Regions from separate parts of the Homo sapiens genome. Here regions 2 and 3 are each linked to region 1. Evidence: chromatin loops called from intact Hi-C (ENCODE). Cell type or tissue: B cell. All regions are shown on one strand. Each heading gives the region's core, and the rest is flanking DNA. Links, peaks and the distances in the headings are about the cores only.

Region 1 (6,555 bases), core at 686-5,685:
TGATGAATCTGGAGATGCTGATGAGTGGGATGAAGGAGCCTAAGGAAGAATTTGGAGTGTTCCCCCAGGAAAGAAAGCAACAGTGCCCTCCAGCAAGAGGACATCCTCATCAATGTCAGGGGAGGGACTACTTCAAAAAGCAAGGGGGGGCCCACTCATGTTTGGGAATTCGGGACACTCCATGTTTTCAAAGTATACCCATTTCCTCTCATTTCCACCTCTTTCCAGTCAATCAACAAAGGAGACCTGGCAAGCTTATGACTTAGTAGACATTGTGATCTGGCAATGCACAGAATGAAATTAAAGTTGGGAATTGGCCACCTCGGCTTGTTACCTCTGGGGAGAGGGACAGGATTGAAATTGAAGGTGATTTGTGAAGGAGTCTTTATTTTAATCTGTAACTTTTTAAAAAATTAAAGGATTCATGGATTTTATATTAAAATTAATTTCAAAATTATTCCTGCTTTTTTCTTCAGGAATTCAGTAGGGTGGAACAATCACTATTGGGCAGGTACAGCAATATGCCTCTGTGTGACATGTCCCCACAGGCATGTTCCTAGGACCCCTTCTAAAAGTTTGCCACTGTTACATTCCCAGTCCTATAGTATACAGTAAGTCCTCACTTAACATCATGGATAGGTTCTTGGAAACAGCAACTTTAAGCAAAAACAGCATATTGTATGCCATAGGAACTTCATTCTTGTTTATGTCAATTAGCTTATGGTAAAATTGGTTTTGTTACATGGTATGTTGTTTTAACGTCGCTGTTTCTGAGAACCTATCAACAGCGTTAAGTGAGGACTTACTGTATTTGATCCTGTCTTGCCATATTCTCCCTGGCTGTAATTGCTTCTCACCTATGTTCACAGTCTCTCATATCCGCAGATTTGACCCTACCCACTACTTTCCCAATCATAACTGTGGCCTCTTTAGAGTACAACTCTTTCTCTGTGGCAACATATTATTAATCACTTTGAATAACAATACTCATGTCTCAAATTTCCTTTACTCCTATTCACACAGATTGATTTCAGGATAGAACTTAGACAATATTGAATAATATATAATAAGGAATATGTAGGATGGCATAAGATCTAGGAGAGGTGCCAGGACCCCACCTACTGTCATCAGAGAACTCTGCCTATAAGAGATAACTATTTAGGGCCTGGCGCAGTGGCTCACGCCTGTAATCCCAGCACTTTGGGAGGCCAAGGTGGGCGGATCACGAGGTCAGGAGATCGAGACCATCCTGGCTAACACGGTGAAACCCAGTCTCTACTAAAAATACAAAACAAATTAGCTGGGTGTGGTGGCGGGCACCTGTAGTCCTAGCTACTTGGGAGGCTGAGGCAGGAGAATGGTGTGAACCCAGGAGGCGGAGCGTGCAGTGAGCCGAGATGGTGCTACTGCACTCCAGCCTGGGCGACAGAGCAAGACTCCATCTCAAAAAATAAAAAATAATAATAACTACTTAGGATGATGATGATTTTTTTTCTCTGTCACCCAGGCTGGAGTGCAGTGGCGCCATCTCTGCTCACTGCAACCTCTGTCTGCCAGGTTCAAGCAATTCTCCTGCCTCAGCTTCCTGAGTAGCTGGGACTACAGGTGTGAGCCACCACACCTGGCTAATTTTTGTATTTTTAGTAGAGATGGGGTTTCACCATGTTGGCCAGGCTGGTCTCACGTGATCCGCCCACCTCGGCCTCCCAAAGTGCTGGGATTACAGGCATGTGCCACCAACACCCAGCTGGGAATGATGATTTTTAAATATATATGTTCTAGGTGCTTTATATATGTGATTTAATCCTCTCAATAACTCTATCAGGCAGATTCTATTACTATTCCTATTTTATAATTGAAGGAACCAAAGAACATTAAGTGACTTGCCCAGGATCATACAGCTTGCAAATAGTGGAGCTGAAATTCAAACCAGGAAGGCCAGCTCCTGAGTTCCTGCTGTTAATCATGGGTGATAAGACAAAACCCAGTGAGGAAAGAGGATGGCATTCTATCTAGACCAAGGAAACAGTATACTAAAGGCAATGAAAACATTAGAAAGCGTAGTTTGTTTGTGTACAACAAGGCGTTTAGTATGGCAGAAGTATAAGTAGTGGTAAAAATCATTTCATGAAGGGACTTATTTGCCAGATTTTATCTTGTAGAAAATAAGGCATTGTTGGCCGGGCACGGTGGCTAATGCCTGTAATCCCAGCACTTTGCGAGGCCTAGGCGGGTGGATCACGAGGTCAGGAGATCGAGACCATCCTGGCTAACATGGTGAAACCCCGTCTCTACTAAAAATACAAAAATTAGCTGGGCGAGGTGGCAGGCGTCTGTAGTCCCAGCTACTCAGGAGGCTGAGAGAGGAGAATGGCGTGAACCCAGGAGGCAGAGGTTGCAGTGAGCCGAGATCTCGCCATTGCACTCCAGCCTGGGCGACAGAGTGAGACTCCGTCTCTAAAAAAAATAAAATAAAATAATAAAAAAAAAGAAAAGAAGGCGTTGTTGAAAGTTTTTTAAGCAGGACAATAACATGATCAGAATTGTACTTTTGAACAATCCCCCTGGTAGGGATGAAAGTTGGACTGGAATAGACTGAAACCAGAGGTACAGACTATTCAGATGCGTTTGTGTTGTCCTAAGGAGATGAAGAGGGCTAACCAGAGCAGCAACACTAATAACGGAAAAAGAGGAGAGGAAGTTGAATGCCACAAAATGAAACTGAAACTTTTGTATTTCAAATGTTTCAACAGTATTCTAGAGGGAAGTAAGATAATGGTGTTCCTCTATTTGCCTCTGACTTCTTGTTAATGAAATAGTACTCATTAAAGTCTTCAGAGTCACAGATATTGTATAGCTGAGGTAAGCATTTTACAACTTTTCAGACACAAGTAAGTACATAAATATTATTTTACAACCAACAATATTTAATATTTCCACATTGAAGAATAGATGTGATAATTAAATCTTTTATAAGGTTTTAAAAAGACATGAAACATAAACCTAATTATACATAAAAGAAAAGAATTTTAAACAAGAGCTTATTGTGATGACATTACTCATAACTTTTACCTTTAAAACCTTTTCTTGGGTAGCTATTCAAAAGTAAAGACCACAAGTTTTGTTGCCCAGATTTCTTATGTTTTGTATATTTAAGCTCTTTATTTATTGAACAGATGTGTCATTAATTCATTTGGAGCATTACTATTATCAGTAAAATTTGATTTTTTTTTCCCCTCAGTCATAGGTAAATCAGCTCCACCTGGAATTTCTAAGGACCCAGTTTTAGTCAATATTTTCAAGTAATCATGACCTCAGAAATAGTCTTAATTAAGATAACAAATATTAGCCATCAAAATGGAACCAAGACAAGATTCTAATGTTTGTAAACAGTCAATCCATATTTATGAATATTAGCATATATTGGTGAATAGTTAAGGCAAAAGGTTCTAGCAGATGTAATCTATTTCCATCAACATGTTAAATGTTATAAAAGTCTAGAATTATTGGTAACATGAAATGATTCCAAAATGGAATTTCTGTGTTACAGAATTTACTAGAAAAGTGCTGTGAAAGTATAATGAAAAATAAAGTGATCCCTTGAAATAATGTGGATAGAACAAGCTTTTGAATATTTACATGGATTAATGAATTATTTGCCAAATTCTCCTGAAGTTATACCTAGTTCCCATTAAATTAATGGACACCGTGTATATGAGCATATACCTTTCTTTAGAACTATGTTTTGTGATAAGTCCATTTTTACTCACAGGAATTTACTTAAACTTGTACATATATTAATTATATATACTAAATGACAATGACCTTATCTGAAACAAATACATTGTATAATATCAAAACGTTTTTAGTCTTTTTTAAAAAGTAAAAAGTAAAAAACAACGTCAGTTACATCATTTACATTTGGTATCCCACCTAATAGAGACACAGCTTTTGAAATCTACAATATTTTACATTTTGGTCATCATTTAATGCTATTTGCATTTCTCTTTAACATTTTAATAGTATTTGTGATATATCATGTTTAACTGAAAGCTTTGGGTTATATATTTTAAAGGAATATCTTACTTTTTGACTAAATAGTTCTGTAAGGGCCTAATATTTGAAAAATTAGCTTGTTACCTGAAGCAACTATCCTCCTTAATCATTTTAAAATAATGGGTAAAGATGCATCTTTGTAAATATATTTTGAAAACTTGGTTAGTGTATTAGAAACAGACACCAGAAATTAAAAAAATTATTTCTAGGACTGGCATACACTACAGTGAATTACTTCAAATGTTACTCTAGAGCATTTTTAAAAATACGCAGAATACTGCTGTTCTCTCTGAGATGATCCCTTTTTACGATGATGAAATTAAACACATTTAAAAAGTCTTTTAAATATTATATATAGCATTCCAGAATTGATGAATTATAAAAATTACAGATACTTCTGTTTGGGTAAAAATCTATCTTTTAGTTTCTGATAGTAAAATAAGCAATCTACCAGCCAGGGTTGAAATATATAGTATTTTAACTACTGTTCTATATATTTCAAAATTCATGTTTTCTATCTGTCCTAGAGAAACTTAGCCTTCTATGAAGTGAATCACTTAATGATATTATTGCTTTGGAGATAAAATTGGCCTCAGAGTATGATAGCCTGTAAGTAAATGCTTCATTACCCACATATCCCTACCCACCCCCCCCAAAAAAACCTACCAGTAGTCTAGTACAGTAGTGAGCAATCTTAAATTAAAAGCTATTGTTCACACAGAGCAGAGGAAGATAATTTTCATGTTAAAGCAGTTTTCAACATCAAACATCTAAGGAGTTATAAACTATAAATGAATTACCTTTAAACCCTGGTCTTCACAGTTACATTGCTTTCTGAATGCTTTTTGGGGTGACATTATGCTACCACATTTTTAAACGGTTTAAATGACAAGTATTTTATATTTCATGAATGATAAATGAACAAGTTTAATTATATAGATATTAGTTCCCTTAGTCTGGGAACCAAAATGCTGTAGGGTTGTTCTGTTGCAAAGTAAATGATATAGATTAAGTTTGTCTCAGAATGAAGATTACCCAAATAATTATAGCCTGAAAAGAGTGATATACCTTCAGATGTGCTTAAATCATGGCCCAAATACAGATTACTTTGTGTAGAATCCAGCCTACTGAATAAATTTTATTATTTTTTTGTTTGAGACAGAGTTTTCTCTGTCACCCATGCTGGAGTGCAGTGGCTCAGTCTTGGCTCACTGCAACCTCTTCCTCTCAGGTTCAAGCGATTCTCCTGCCTCAGCCTCCCAAGTAGCTAGGATTACAGGCATGTACCACCATGCCCGGCTAATTTTTGTATTTTTAATAGAGACAGCGTTTCACATGTTTGGCCAGGCTGGTCTCAAACTCCTGACCTCAAGTGATCTGCCTGCCTTGACATTCCAAAGTGCTGGGATTACAGGCGTGAGCTACCACACCCAGCCAACAATTATTTTTTAAATACAGCAAGTAATACAAGCAATAGAAAAAGTTTCAATAGAAATTAAAAGAATTGTAAATCTAATGTATAATTCTCAATATTGCTAATTGCTTGCAAGTGTTCATTGGATAACAGCATAACAACAAAGGACTCCTTTAAAATGCATTGTTTTTCAGCTTTATTTCAAATGCTGTGTAGCATAAGAACCTAGCCGTCAGACATCATTTTTTAGCTATGAAAAATATGAAACAAGGCATATTCTAAAGTGCTGAAGGAATTAATTGCCCTATTAGATAACGAATACCTGGAGGAATGAACAGAGTGATTTATGGCTTAAAGTGCTTGGGTCTGATCATCATCTTAGCCTCTTTGAAGGAGGACTTGTAGCCACCAGGGTGTGCCTCACTTACACCAGGCCAGGTACCCCAGAAAATCCCATTACGGACACCTCTGTATTTTTGGTGATAATATTTGCCATTTAAGTTTGCAGAAAGACATGCATCAAACCACCAGCCTGAACTGTAGTACAGCCCACAGTTCCCAGAAGGATATCGATCATTGTCTTTATCTGGAGTGGTGAAAAACTTCAGATCGTGGTTGTAATGTTTGTTGAAACGTAATGCATCTCCAGCTGTGCCATTATAGTTACCAACGTGTAAACGATATTTGAGAAACTCATTAGCCACATAAAACTGATCATACAAGGCATATAGTTCGACACCATTAAAGTCTTCAAGATCTATTCTCAGAATCATTTCCTTACTCTTGGTCAGAAGATGAATTTTATCGTTCCCCAGCCAAAATTCCCTTCTGAGGTTTCCAAAGCCTGCTTTGTAGTCTTGCCATGTTCTGGTGAAGTTGGTGCTCCCATCGAGACGTGCCTGCAGCACTGTCCAGCCTCCCCCCATGGTCTCCATGTCACAGTAAACTTCAAAGCTACTATTTTTGGGATCAGGTGTAACTCTGTAGGTCTCACTGCTTCTTTTGCCTATTGCGTAGTAGTCAGAGCAATCTTTATATATTAGATGTTGAACTGAAGGGGAAATAAAAGGAAGGCATTGGATCTT
Region 2 (6,555 bases), core at 977-5,976, 140 kb after region 1:
TTTCCCACCAGAAATTCCAGCACCAAATTCCAGAATAGGGTCCAAGTGGCTGCATTCATGAAGCTGACAATATTATTTTGCTGGGGATATGCAACAAAAGTAAACTACTTCTATAAAAGGTAGCCAACAAAACAAAGTAATTGTAAATGTCAACCATCTTACAGATATGATAACCTCTGCTTTCACTTACTTTACTGCATTATCAAGAATATTCCTCACGTATGCCGCAGACCTTCTTTTTCCTGTTTTCTAGGAGTGAGAACACGTCAGAAATGTGGAAGGTAAAGGTTTTATCGGTGACTTTTCACGTCAAGGATATAATGCAATACAGTTAAGAGCATCAGAGAGAAGAAATATACTTTCCAGGTAATCAGAACACCTAGATTTTTTTTAAAGTTTTAAGAAATATTTTATTCTGAAACAATTACAGATTCACAGGAAACTGCGAGTCAACTATATACTACACACAACAACACTAATCTACATGCAGCGATACTAGAGAGAGATGCAATGTACCCTCCACCCAGTCTCCTCAGTGCTTATATCTTACCTAACTAGAGCACAATATCAAAATCAAAAATTGACATTGGCACAATGTGTGTGTGTCATTCTATGTCATTTTATCATGTTTAGATTCATGTCCCACAATGTACCACCACAATCAACACATAGAAGTCTTCGATCACCCCCAAAGATTTCCCTGGGTCACCCCTGGACAGTGAGTCACGTCCACTATTCTCCCTCCAACTACCCCAACCCCTAATGACCACTAAGTTGGGAACACCTAGATTTTTTAATATCAATTTTTAACTACATAAGTAACCTGAGAACACATCTGAGACATGGATATTAATCATACTTCTACTATGAATGTGCTGTGTGTCCCCTTAAACTTTCTGCTTTTCAGTTTCCTCCCTAGGAGAACAGAGATCATAGAAGCATCTCTGCCCATTGAGATCAGTAATGACAATGATCAAGTCCCTGGCAATTGGGAAGAGTGCTGCACATGGAAGCCAGCCTTATGATTTAAAGGCATCACCTGGATCCAGTCCACTATGCCTCGCTGCTGGCTTTGTTCTCACTGACCCACTCATACCTCTTCAGAGATCAGGTTGTGCCACTCTCTCCTGACCACACTGTTGTTATAGTGGAAGTGTGGCTTGGCGTACTTAACATATTCTAGGTTGGAGTTCAGTTTTTCCCAGTAGCCCTTAAAGCTGAGCACCTGTAGGAGACAAAAACATCAGTGGCCTTCAGAGGCAGGCCCAGTGGCCCAAACCACCCAGTGAGTATTACACAAGCCTTATTTCCCGAGCTCTCAGGGTCCACATTTCTGAGTGAATACTTTGTACAGAAGATGGCATTCTAGACCCAATAGGGATTCTAAAATAGACTTAAAGAATCTTCTTTACCCACTTCATTTTCTGTCTCTTTTTTTTTTTTTTTTTTTTGTCGTTGTTTTTTTAAACCACATAGAGAACTGCTGCTCACTTCCCAAAACCAACAGGACTTCCCCAGATTGAGGCTTAGCAGGGAAACCTGTATTAAACACACTGAGTCATTTCCTCCCTTGAGACCCGTTTTTATGACTTAGGTGGTGTCAACAGTGCCATGTTCACTAAGAGAAAGTTCATTAACATTTGGATAAATGGAGTAGGCGTACTTTCCTGCTAAATTTATTTACTGCCCAGGACATTTTTCAAAACCTAGGAATCAAAAAAAGATAAAATGAACTAATTTTACATTGTCACATACACCAAAACAGAATTAGTCAGCATTCTATCTAGATCTTTGAATTATTGATATAATTGTACTACCCTGAAGCAAGAATGTATCCATTATATTCATTTTTAAATAATAAAATGCAATGTTAATACGTTCTTAGTGTTGACCAGGTGCAGTGGCTCATGCCTGTAATCCCAGCACTTTGGGAGGCTGAGGTGGGCGGATCACGAAGTCAGGAGATCGAGACCACGGTGAAACCCCGTCTCTACCAAAAATACAAAAAATTAGCCAGGTGCAGTGGCGGGCGCTTGTAGTCCCAGCTACTCAGGAGGCTGAGGCAGGAGAGTGGCATGAACCCAGGAAGTGGAGCTAGCAGTGAGCTGAGATCATGCCACTGCACTCCAGCCTGGGTGACAGAGCGAGACTCCGTCTCAAAAAAAATAAAAATAAAAAAATACATTCTTAGTGTTGAAGGATATTCTGACACAACTTGGTTTTAAACCAATAAAGGTAGACTTAGGATACTTTTTGCCAAAATATGTGCATTTACAAATGATTTGACTGGGGCCAGAGATGTAATGTGTGGTCATAAAACTAAGTGAACTATTGCCTGCCAAGGTGACAAGACTTGGCTGAACTGCAAGAAAAATAAGAAAACTTAAAAACAAACAAACAAAAACACCTCAATCAAGAAAAATGCCCTCATGTTAAATTATAGCACATTATTACCATTTTTATTCAAAAGACAGTCATAATTGGTTTGAAATGTGTTTTGGAGTATCAGTAAAGTAAGTAACATAATATTAAAACTTGCTCTTTCAGAAGCCTGAAATGCCCATCCAGCCAACATCCCTTCTCCCAGAGACAGAAAAACTCTTCCCAAGAAAGTCTCATGTCCCGGGGAAAACAGGAATCAAATCCCACTCCTCACTTGACTCACCTCACTCATCTTTTCTTTCCCTTTCCATTTATTTATAATGAACGTACACTTATCCACCCTTTGGGTCTTCTTTGTATTTAAGAAGAAAAAAAAAAAAAAAAAAAGACAAGACAAATCCTGCAGACGTTTGATGGAATTAGGTCCCTGACTGGAAGTCTCTAAAGCTTTCTTGCTGTCCTAATCTGGGCTCAGGCACAGGAGTGCCAAAAGCCAGAAAACTAATTGGTGTTGTGGTGACATCTAGTGTTCAGTTGAGCTATTAATTCCTCCTGCTTGGCCATAAGAGTCCCACCCACGCAGTTCACCCAGACCTTGCCCAGGACAGGATATGGGAGGGGAGAAACTCAGATGCCCTCTAACTGTCATCTGGCCCCATCCCCTCAAGTCAAATGCTATCCTGTTGTTAGAAGTCCCCACTCACTGCAGCTCCTAAGAAAAGATCTCTCCCAAATTACCTTCCTTCTTACTCCATTTAAAAAATCCCTTTCCTCATAACCTTTTGGGGAGGTAGGCACATTTTTCATAGTTTTGTTTTATTTTAAATTAACAAATAATTGTATATATTTATGGGTTGCAATGTGGTGTTTCAATACATGCATACATTGTGGATTTATCAAATCAGGCTAATTAGCATAGCCATCTGTCTGCTAAGAAGAAACAGATCAAACAGAGCTCGCCACATGTCAGTGGACAGGCTTTCCAGGGGCTCCAGCACCCACTGCCTGAATGTAAAATAGAGCATGTGTTTGTATGAGCGCTCTTCTGGGTAGATGGTCTATAGCTTGTACCAGATTTTCAAAGAAATCCATGGCCTAAAATAGACTAGAGTTAGAAGGAAAAAGATCTGAATTTAAAATAAAACAAAAATTAAAATTTACACTTAAGTAAGAAATACTGTTAGCCAAACATCCCAAAAATATTTTCACACGAACTTACATGTTTTTTAGGAGGGGGGTCACTGGCCTAATATAGATATTAGATATATCTATAATATCTTACAGATATTAAGATAATACAGAAAAATCTATATATTTCACTATTTGGTATCCACTAGAGAAGTGATCTAACTTTTTTCAGTTAAGAAATGCGGCCAGGTCATGCCTGTACTCCCAGCATTTTGGAAGGCAGAGGCAGGCGGATCACAAGGTCAAGAGATCAAGACCATCCTGGCCAACATGATGAAACCCCATCTCTACTAAAAATACAAAAATTAGCTGGGCGTGGTCGCATGCACCTGTAGTCCCAGCTACTTGGGAGGCTGAGGCAGGAGAAACACTTGAACCCGGGAGGCGGAGGTTGCAGTGAGCCAAGATGGCGCCACTGCACTCCAGCGTGGCGACAGTGCGAGACTGTCTCCAAAAAAAAAGAAATGCAGAGATTATTCTAAATTGGAAGGTCTATTTGGAAACTTGGAAAACAGAGATGGAACAGGGGAGGGAAATGGATTTGAGTCAGTGAAGGACAAGGAAAGGATATTCCAGGTGGGACTCTTTGGGTGTGAGCAAAGACACAGACTAGAAGATGGATTCGGGGCTCAGATCTGAGCCAGAGCATCAGAGTCAACAGTACTTCATTCTCTATGGTGAAGACAATAGCCTCCAGCATGTGCAACTCCCAGCCTCAGCTGCCCATTGGAACCACCTGGGTCCCATCCCCAATTAGATTTAATTGGCTTGGGGTATGCCTGAGCCTTATGAGTTTTACAAGTTCCCCCAAGGCATCCTAATGTTCAGCCAGGACTGACAACAGTGAGCATGTTCAAGTAATCCCGGGCACCCCACCCTCAAACACTTTACTCAGTCTATACACCTCTGGCTTAAAGGCTATATAAATCACCAGCTGTCTAAAGACTTCTGATTGTGTGGTTTTAAAATAGGAGATATAGTTAAAGAGGTAGTTAGGGCCAAATCTTTGAGGGATTCTGAATGCCAAGGTGATACCAGCATGCTCATTATCCCAGAGAATAAAGGATCTCCCACATAACGTTTTAGATGTTGTAACCCAGAATGGAGGGGAGGGGAGGGGAAGGGAGAGTTGAATCTGCACAATCCCAAGAGCCAAGACACACCATCGCACCACTATGCTCTAGGATGAGACTGGTCAAGAAACAACAGATGCTGGTGAGGCTGTGGAGAAATAGAAATGCTTTCACACTGTTGGTGGGAATGTAAACTAGTTCAACCATTGTGGAGGACACTATGGCGATTCCTCAAAGACCTAGAACTGGAAGTATTATACCATTTGACCCAGCAATCTCATTGCTGGGTGTATACCCAAAGGAATACAAATCCTTCTATTATAAAGCTACATGCACGTGTATGTTCACTGCAGCACTATTCACAATAGCAAAGACATGGAATCAATCCAAATGCCCATTAATGATTGACTGGATCAAGAAAATGTGGTACATATACACCGTGGAATACTATACAGCCACAAAAAGGAACAAGATCATGTCCTTTGCAGGGACACAGATGGAGCTGGGAGCCATTATCCTCAGCAAACTAACAAAGGAAGAGAAAACCAAATGGCACATGTTCTCACTTATAAGTAGGAGCTGAACAATGAGAATACATGGACACAGGGAGGGGAACAACACACACTGGGGCCTGTTGGGGGGTTGGGGGAAGGAGAGCATCAGAATAAATAGCTAATGCATGCTGGGCTTAATACCTAGGTGATGGGTTGAGAGGTGCAGCAAACCACCATGGCATGCGTTTACCTATGTAACAAACCTGCATGTCCTGCCCATGTATCCTGGAACTTAAAATTTAAAAAAAAAAAAAAAAAAAAAAAAAAGATGAACCTGGGAGCACAGGAAATCACTGTCAATCAGCTAGCAGTTATCCAACAAAGCAAATACTGTACTCATCAGGAACAACAGCACCACAAAATGAAAGCCACAACTGCCCAGGAAGCCCATCACCGGCAACTCGAAAAGAGCTAATAAAGCTTTAAAAATAAAACACAAAAATGCTGTATAAGAAACATACCCGGCCAGGCATGGTGGCTCACGCCTGTAATCCCAGCACTTTGGGAGACCGAGGCGGGTGGATCACAAGGTCAGGAGATCGAGACCTTCCTGGCTAACACAGTGAAACCCCGTCTCTACTAAAAATACAAAAATTAGCCGGGTGTGGTGGCGGGCGCCTGTAATCCCAGCTACTCTGGAGGCTGAGGCAGGAGAATGGCATGAACCCGGGAGGCAGAGCTTGCAGTGAGCTGAGATCGCGCCACTGCACTCCAGCCTGGGCGACAGAGCAAGACTCCGTCTCAATTAAAAAAAAAAAGAAAAAAAGAAACATACCCATGCCAGATGCAGTGGCTCACACCTGCAATCCCAGCACTTTGGGAGGCCAAGATGCGTGGATCACTTGAGCTCAGAAGTTCGAGACCAGCCTGGGCAACATGGTGAAAACCCGGCTCTATTAAAAATGCAAAAAATTAGCCCGGCATGGTGGTGTGTGCCTGTAGGCCCAGCTACTTGGAAGGCTGAGATGGATCACTTGAACCTGGGGAGGCAGAGGTTGCAGTAAGCCAAGAACATGCCACTGCATTCCAGCCTGGATGACAGAATGAGACTGTTTCATAAAAAGCACGGCAAAGAAAAATACCCCTGAATTAGAGACAATGTTAGAAGCAATCACATCCTCAAGGAATGACCTGGAAGCATTTTCCTACATAAAGGGGAGTTTTTTCTCTTAGGATGACCTGAAATAATTGCCAAACACAGCCCATCACAACTATTCACTGAACAAAAGAACCAGTGGGTTACATTAAGGAATTGTTTCCCATTTATGATTTGGATTGCCAATTGATCCAAAAACAAACAAAAAAAAAAGCTCTGTGGTACTGGCTCATCTGCAAATTACTGCCAGAAAAAAAATCTG
Region 3 (6,555 bases), core at 519-5,518, 54 kb after region 1:
AAAATATTTTTACACAGCTCTACAATGTGTTTGTATTTTAAGCTGTGTTATGAGTCAAAAGCTGAAAAAAGTAAATTTTGTAAAGTAAAAAAGTTACAGTAAATTTATTATCAAAGAAAAATATTTTTTATAAATGTAGCCTAAGTGTACAGTGTTTATAAGGTCTACAGTAGTGTAAGTAATGTCCTAGGTCTTCACATTCACTCACCACTCACTCACTCACCCACTGACTCACCCTGAGCAACTTCCAGTCCTGCAACCTCCGTTCATGGTAAGTGCCCTAGACAGGTGTACCATTTTTTATCTTTTATGCCATATTTTTACTGTGTGTATTCTTTGTTTAGATACACAAACACTTATTGTGTTACAATTGCCTACAGTACTCAGTCCGGTAACCTGCTATGCAGGTCTATAGCCTAGGTGCAGTAGGCTTTACCACATAGCCTAGATGTGTAGTAGGCTACACCACATAGGTTTGTGTAAGTGCACTCCGTGATGTTCACACAATGATGAAGTTGCCTAACGACGCGTCTCTCAGAATATATTCCCATTGTTAAGCAGCACATGACTGCACATGACACAGAAACCAATTCCCTCCACACCCTCCCACTGACCTCCTTCCCCTGGAAAAAGTAGATATTTCCATCCCCACATAAAAATAAAGAGATGAAGCTAATGAGAGAAAACTATTCATCCACATATACAGATGATATTTGTCAGACCAGCACAACAAACTCTTATTGAGTTTCTAGATAATAGAAGCCCAAATAACTAGCACTCCTCCACCCCAATATCTTCAGGAACTTCTGAATCATTGGCAACTACTAAGAACAACTTATTTTTCAAATACTCTAGAGAAAGGATTTTACTGTGTAATTTTGTCAATTTTTTTGTGTATGTTCACATAACATAAATCTTTTAATGTTAATAAATCTAATTATCTGGTTGGTTGGTTGGTTAGTAATTAAATCTATGTTGCAGTAGTTTCTGTTTCTGGATTAATATTTATGACTTGATAAGTATGCAGTTCAGGAAATAATATGTAATCTATTTAAAGTTAAATTAATACATTGTAAATCCATAATAAAGTAATTAAATACAGTTGAGCTTACTTTTTGAAACAAAACAGGAGTACTTACCTCTCTAAACAGTTTGAAAAGATTTTTCAGTACTCTCTTCAACCTTTGCCTTGCCTTGATTGTGTTACCTTTTGGGGCTTCCCTGTTTTCTAGTAATTCCTAAAATTTTACAGCAAATACGTTGCGTCTTTCATGCAAAATCTGACACATTCTGACCAGTCTTGGTCAGTTGGGGGAAACAAGGCTGTGGTGAGCTGGCACTGTCTGTTGCACTGTGAACCCGGAGAGTGGGAACACTCAGGCCGCACACGTGCAGGGCTGTCCTGACGTGACCCTGACCTTGGTGACTGTCTACTCTCCCGTGGCTGGTTCCTGTGGTCCTTGTTGCACATTCAGGGTTTATTAGTTGTTTTCCATTCTTGGTCCAGTGCTGATAGCAAAGTTGGAACCAAGAAACAACAGATCTGGTAACAAAGGAAAGGAGGAATGATCTTAGCAACACATCTGGAATTCCAGAAAATTAGAATGTGACAGAAGAGGCATGTAGGTACTCAGGAGTAGTCACAAGGAAAAACTCATAGCTAGAACAGATTTTACCTTAACTTAAAAAAAAAAAAAAGTTTGCTCTTCTGTGGCAACAAATATCTTAAAAGAACTAACTTAGTTAGAACAGGTTTCTCTGAATGTGTTTCTCATTACTCAAAAAGAAGCACCTGAGACACTTGTTTGAAAGGAAGATCCCATCCAAAAAGTAATGATTATGATTTTTGCCCCAGCCCACCGCCCCCACCCAAAGTGACATTTGCTTATGTGACTCTGACTCACATTATAGTTAGAGGACCGTGGGTTCCAAAGGTGGTTCTCAGCCCTGACTGGTCAGTCACCAGAGTCTCCTCTCAGTGATCATTCAGTCTATGCATAAACACTTCCAGTGACAGGAAGCTCTCAGCCTCCCACAGAGGCTCACGCCAACTTTGGAAATGCTCCTACACTTAAATGGTTGTTGGATTTGTTTATAAACCTACCTTCTTGCAACTTTCACCCATCCATGCTGTTTCTACTTCTGTGGTGAATGATGCCTCTCACACATGTCAGCATATCGGGCTTCCTGCATTATCTCTTCACCCATAGATCCTTAAAACCAAAAGCCTTTTGACGTTGCTTTAGAAAGGAAGTAAATCCTAAGGAGCTTTGATGTTGAAGCACCCCTTAGTCAGGAAAGCTGAAAAATGTCAGATTTAAGTTTTAATGCAAGTTTGAAAGGTTAGGAGTTAATACATACCAGGAGGCATAGAAACAGAAACATGTTTTTGCCCCAGTAATCCCATGCAAAAGTGATAACCCAAAAGGAGAGAAAAAGATATAATGCATAAAGATATTGATATTTATGAAAGTGAAAAATTGGAAGCAATCTGAATTCTCAAAAAATGTGGAATATTTAAATAATGCATTCCAGAAATACCTTGTTACTGAACCTCTGTAGTCAGAGCGGTATTTGTGTGTCAGTTTAGCTTTGACTGTGTGACTTTGGAAAAGTTGCTTAACTCCTCAGTTTCTTCATTTGTACAACAAAAATCACAATTCCTACTTAGCAAGGTTGTGAATTTTAGATATGATAAATTTAAAGCACCTGGCACACAGTATGTTCAGTATATGATAAATAATACTTAAGATTATTTTATTATGGTATATCTACCCAGTAGAAAACCTTGTAAATAGCTATTATTATAAAGTCTGTTTAGCAACTTAGGAAAATATTTTAATTAAATGTTAGGTAAAAATGGATTCAACCACACATATACATTTAAAATAAGTTTATTAAAAGATAACAGGGAAAATAAAAATGATCAACCATGTGTGATGGAGTAGGATTATAATCTTTAAAAATAGAAAAATACATTCCTTTTAGAGGAAATAAGTCAGTATTTCCTAATAAAAAAAGAAAAATGTATCATAGAAATGTAAGTTTTAAATGTCCTAAAGAATTAGTCATTTTATGTTTGTTTAAACATAAAAATATACTTAAAGGAAAGACCATAAGTCACATCTTGTGAAAGAGCTTGCTGTCACCATTTTGAAACTCAGAAATACTCAGGTTGCCTTTACAACCGAAAGATAGTAGCACACTACTACCCCCTGGTGGCAGCATGCCCGAGGTGTAGGATCAATACCTGGGAAGTAAAATACCACTAATGTATATGCAAGCTCTAAAAGCAAAGGCATAACTATTTAAAGATCTAAACTCAGCTTCAATTTGTGGTCTAGACAACTAATCTATATTAAATTCAATGTGACACATGTATTACAAAATTCATCTACATTATTGCAAATAAAATGTCAAAAATAACATAATCCCATTAAAAAGTAGGCAAAGGACATAAATAGACATTTTTCAAAAGCAGACAAATGGCTAAGAATCAAATGAAAAAAGTTCATCACTAATCAGAGAAATGCAAATTAAAACCACAATGATATATCATTTTATACCAGTCAGAATAGCTATTATTAAAAAGATAAAAAATAAGATGTTGGCGGAGTGCTGAGTAAAGGGAACACTTATACATTGTTGCTAGGAATGTGATTGGTACAAGCTCTATGGAAAACAGCATGGATATTTCTCAAAGAACTAAAAATAGAACTACTAATCCATCTGGCAATCCTACTATTGGCTATATACCCAAGAAAAAGAAATCATATCCAAAAGATACCTGCGCTCATATGTTTATTGCAACACTATTCACAATAGCAAAGATAAGGCATCAACCTAAGTGTCTGTCAAGAGATTGGATAAAGAAAATGTGACATATATATACAATGGAATACTATTCAGTCATAAAATGAAATCATGTATTTTGCAGTAATATGGATGGAACTGAAGGCCGTTATCTTAAGTGAAAAAAACTCACAAACAGAAAGCCAAATACCACATGTTCTCATAAGTGGGAGCTAAGTAATGTGTACACGTGGACGTAGAGTGTGGACTAGTAGATACTGGAGACTTAGAAGGGTGGGAGGACAGAAGGAGGGTGAAGGATGAGAAATGACTTAATGGGTATACATGTATATAATTTGAGTGATGGTTGTACCAAAAGCCCTGACGTCACCACACTGCAATATATCCATGTAACAAAACTGCACTTGTATCCCTTAAATGTATACAAATGAGAAAACCTGGTGTGCATGTGCTTTTAGCTCATGTTCCTAGATCTATGGACTAGTGGGATCTGGTTATTTGTTATAACCAGTGGACATAATTGTCTGTGTATTCATTTATTTCATATGATTTTCCAAGTGTGATCAATACAAACTTTAAAATCTTTCCATATCGGGAAATCATATGACTTCTTTGGCACTTAATAGTTAGTCATTAAATAAAGAATAGCAAGAAAAATGAAAAATATTTCTCTAGATTTCTTCAGGAAATCTGGTCAATAAAACAGTTCAAAATACGGTTATTGGAAGAAACACGCAATTATATCGAACTCATTTTGTTTAGAACATTCAAGCTATTTGAAGCAATTTCCAAAATGTCATTCTAGCATCGTGTCCTCTCATCTTATTAGTTAAAATAAAAATATAAACTTTTTTTGTATTTTCTCATGAATAAGTGAACAAAACCATATGTTCCCATTCACTGTCTGTACTTTCTAATGTTTTTATTTCTTTTGTTTGTTAATCTCAATTTACAATGATGACTGGCTTTTAGAAAAACTGACATTTCTTTCTATAGATGCCAAGTATATCCAATTGATTGATGGGATTATTGAGTTTGACTATGTCCTTAACTGATCTTCTGACTTCTGGATCTGTGCACTTTTGATAGAGGGATGTTGAAGTCTCCAGCTGTGAGAGTGGATTCATCTACTTCTCCTTGCACTTCTATCAGTTTTGCCTCATGTATTTTGATGTTCTGTTGTTAGGTGCAAATATATTAAGAATCCACTGGCCGGGCGCTGTGGCTGTCACCTGTAATCCCAGCACTTTGAAAGGCTGAGGCAGTCAGATCACGAAGTCGAGATCAAGACCATCCTGGCCAACATGGTGAAACCCTGTCTCTACTAAAAATACAAAAATTAGCTGGGCGTGGTGGTGCACACCTGTAGTCCCAGCTACTCGGGAGGCTGAGGCAGGAGATTCTCTTGAACCCAGGAGGCGGAGGTTGCAGTGAGCCGAGATCGCACCACTGCACTCCAGCCTGGCGACAGATTGAGACTCTGTCTCAAAAAAAAAAAAAAAAAAAAAGAATTCATTAGGTCTTCTCAGAGGATTGACTCTTTTATCATTATATAATGCCCCTCTTTGTCTCTGATAACTTTTTCTTGCTCTGAAGTTCGTTCTGTCTGAAATTAATTTAGTGACTCATCTTTTTTTAATGTTAGCATGGCATATCTTTCTCTATCCATTTACTTTTAATATATATGTGTCTTTATATTTAAACTGGATTATTGGCAAACACAGCATATAATTTGAGTCTTGTTTTTGTTTGTTTGTTTTTCTTTTTGGATCCATTGTGACAATCTTTTAACTGACATTTAAAATGATTACTGTTGTAGTTGGGTTAATATCTTCTGCCATATTTTCACTGTTCTCTATTTGTTGTGCTTGTTCTTCATTCCTGTTTTTGTTCTCTCTTTTTATGCCTTTTGTGGTTTTAACTAAGCATTTAATATAATTCCATTTTCTCTCCTTTCTTAGTATATCAGTTGTACATCTTTTTTTACTTTAAGTGGTTGCCATGGAGTTTGCAATATACATTTACAACTAATTTAAGACCATTTTCAAATAACACTATACCACTTCAAGTACTTTTTAAGTAACAAAATAGTCCTATTCCTCCTTCCTATCCCTTGTATCATTGCTGTCATTCATTTCACTTACACATGGGCATACATAAATATATATGCATATGTAATTGAATACATTGCTGCTGTTATAAATTTGAACAGTGTTATCGAGTATCTCAAGAATAAGACAAAAGCTTTTCTTTTACCTTCACTGATTCCATAGCTAATGCTCTTCATTTGTGTAGAACTGAGTTTCTGACCTATATAATTTTCCTTCCCTCTAAAGAGCTTCCTTTAACATTTCTTGCAAAGCAGGTCTATTGACAAACAAATGTCCTCAATTTTTATCTGAGAAAGGCTTTATTTCTCCTTTACTTTGGAGAATAATTTCACAAGGTACAGAGCTTTAGTTTGGTGGTTTTTTCTCTCAACACTTTAAATATTTCACTCTACTCTCTTCTTGCATGTATGGCTTCTGAGGAGAAATCGGATGTAATTCTTTGTTCCTCCATAGGTAAGTGTGTTTTTCCTGTAACTTCTCTCAGGAATTTTCATTATCTTTGACTTTCTGTAATTTACATATGATATGTCTAAGTGTTCTTTGAGCTTCCTCGATCTGTAGTTTATTTTCCTGCATTAATTTGAAGGAAATTCTCAGACATTATTGCTTCAGGAATTTCTCGTGTTCCTTT

The links. A loop is a pair of places that touch in the nucleus more often than their neighbours do. Peaks named below come from ENCODE experiments on the same cell type or tissue, not always from the same donor. Only the 100,000 strongest peaks of a DNase experiment are listed, where the experiment ranks them.
Region 2: a loop joins it to region 1, with 9 times the contacts of the local background. A loop is called at or near these places in 8 of 110 quality-filtered maps.
Region 3: it touches region 1 in a loop (5-fold over the local background); 16 of 110 quality-filtered maps call a loop at or near these places.

Annotation. Positions count from the first base shown.
Region 1 is chr7:77,190,465-77,197,019 of GRCh38, forward strand. The region is part of intron 2 of CCDC146 (coiled-coil domain containing 146); the gene reads left to right. FGL2 (fibrinogen like 2) reads right to left here. Exons shown (of 2, transcript NM_006682.3): 2 at 2,905-6,521. The coding sequence ends at 5,815. Among named protein-coding and RNA genes, the nearest start is that of FGL2, 6.1 kb to the right of the region's middle. In B cell, for the core only: no CTCF peak of the experiment used is centred there; a DNase peak (open chromatin) is centred at 2,707; H3K4me3 peaks cover 855 bases; H3K27ac peaks cover 2,038 bases.
Region 2 is chr7:77,329,143-77,335,697 of GRCh38, forward strand. GSAP (gamma-secretase activating protein) reads right to left here. Exons shown (of 31, transcript NM_017439.4): 20 at 1,097-1,225; 21 at 191-249. Among named protein-coding and RNA genes, the nearest start is that of CCDC146-AS1, 84 kb to the left of the region's middle. In B cell, for the core only: a CTCF peak has its summit at 2,907 (motif pointing left); DNase peaks (open chromatin) are centred at 1,539 and 2,919; H3K4me3 peaks cover 294 bases; H3K27ac peaks cover 811 bases.
Region 3 is chr7:77,244,187-77,250,741 of GRCh38, forward strand. All of the region lies in intron 4 of CCDC146 (coiled-coil domain containing 146), which reads left to right. It overlaps CCDC146-AS1 (CCDC146 antisense RNA 1), which reads right to left and starts at 4,522. Exons shown (of 2, transcript XR_007060387.1): 1 at 1,140-4,522. RefSeq lists a silencer at 3,120-3,169. In B cell, for the core only: CTCF peaks have their summits at 3,231 (motif pointing left) and 3,444; a DNase peak (open chromatin) is centred at 3,205.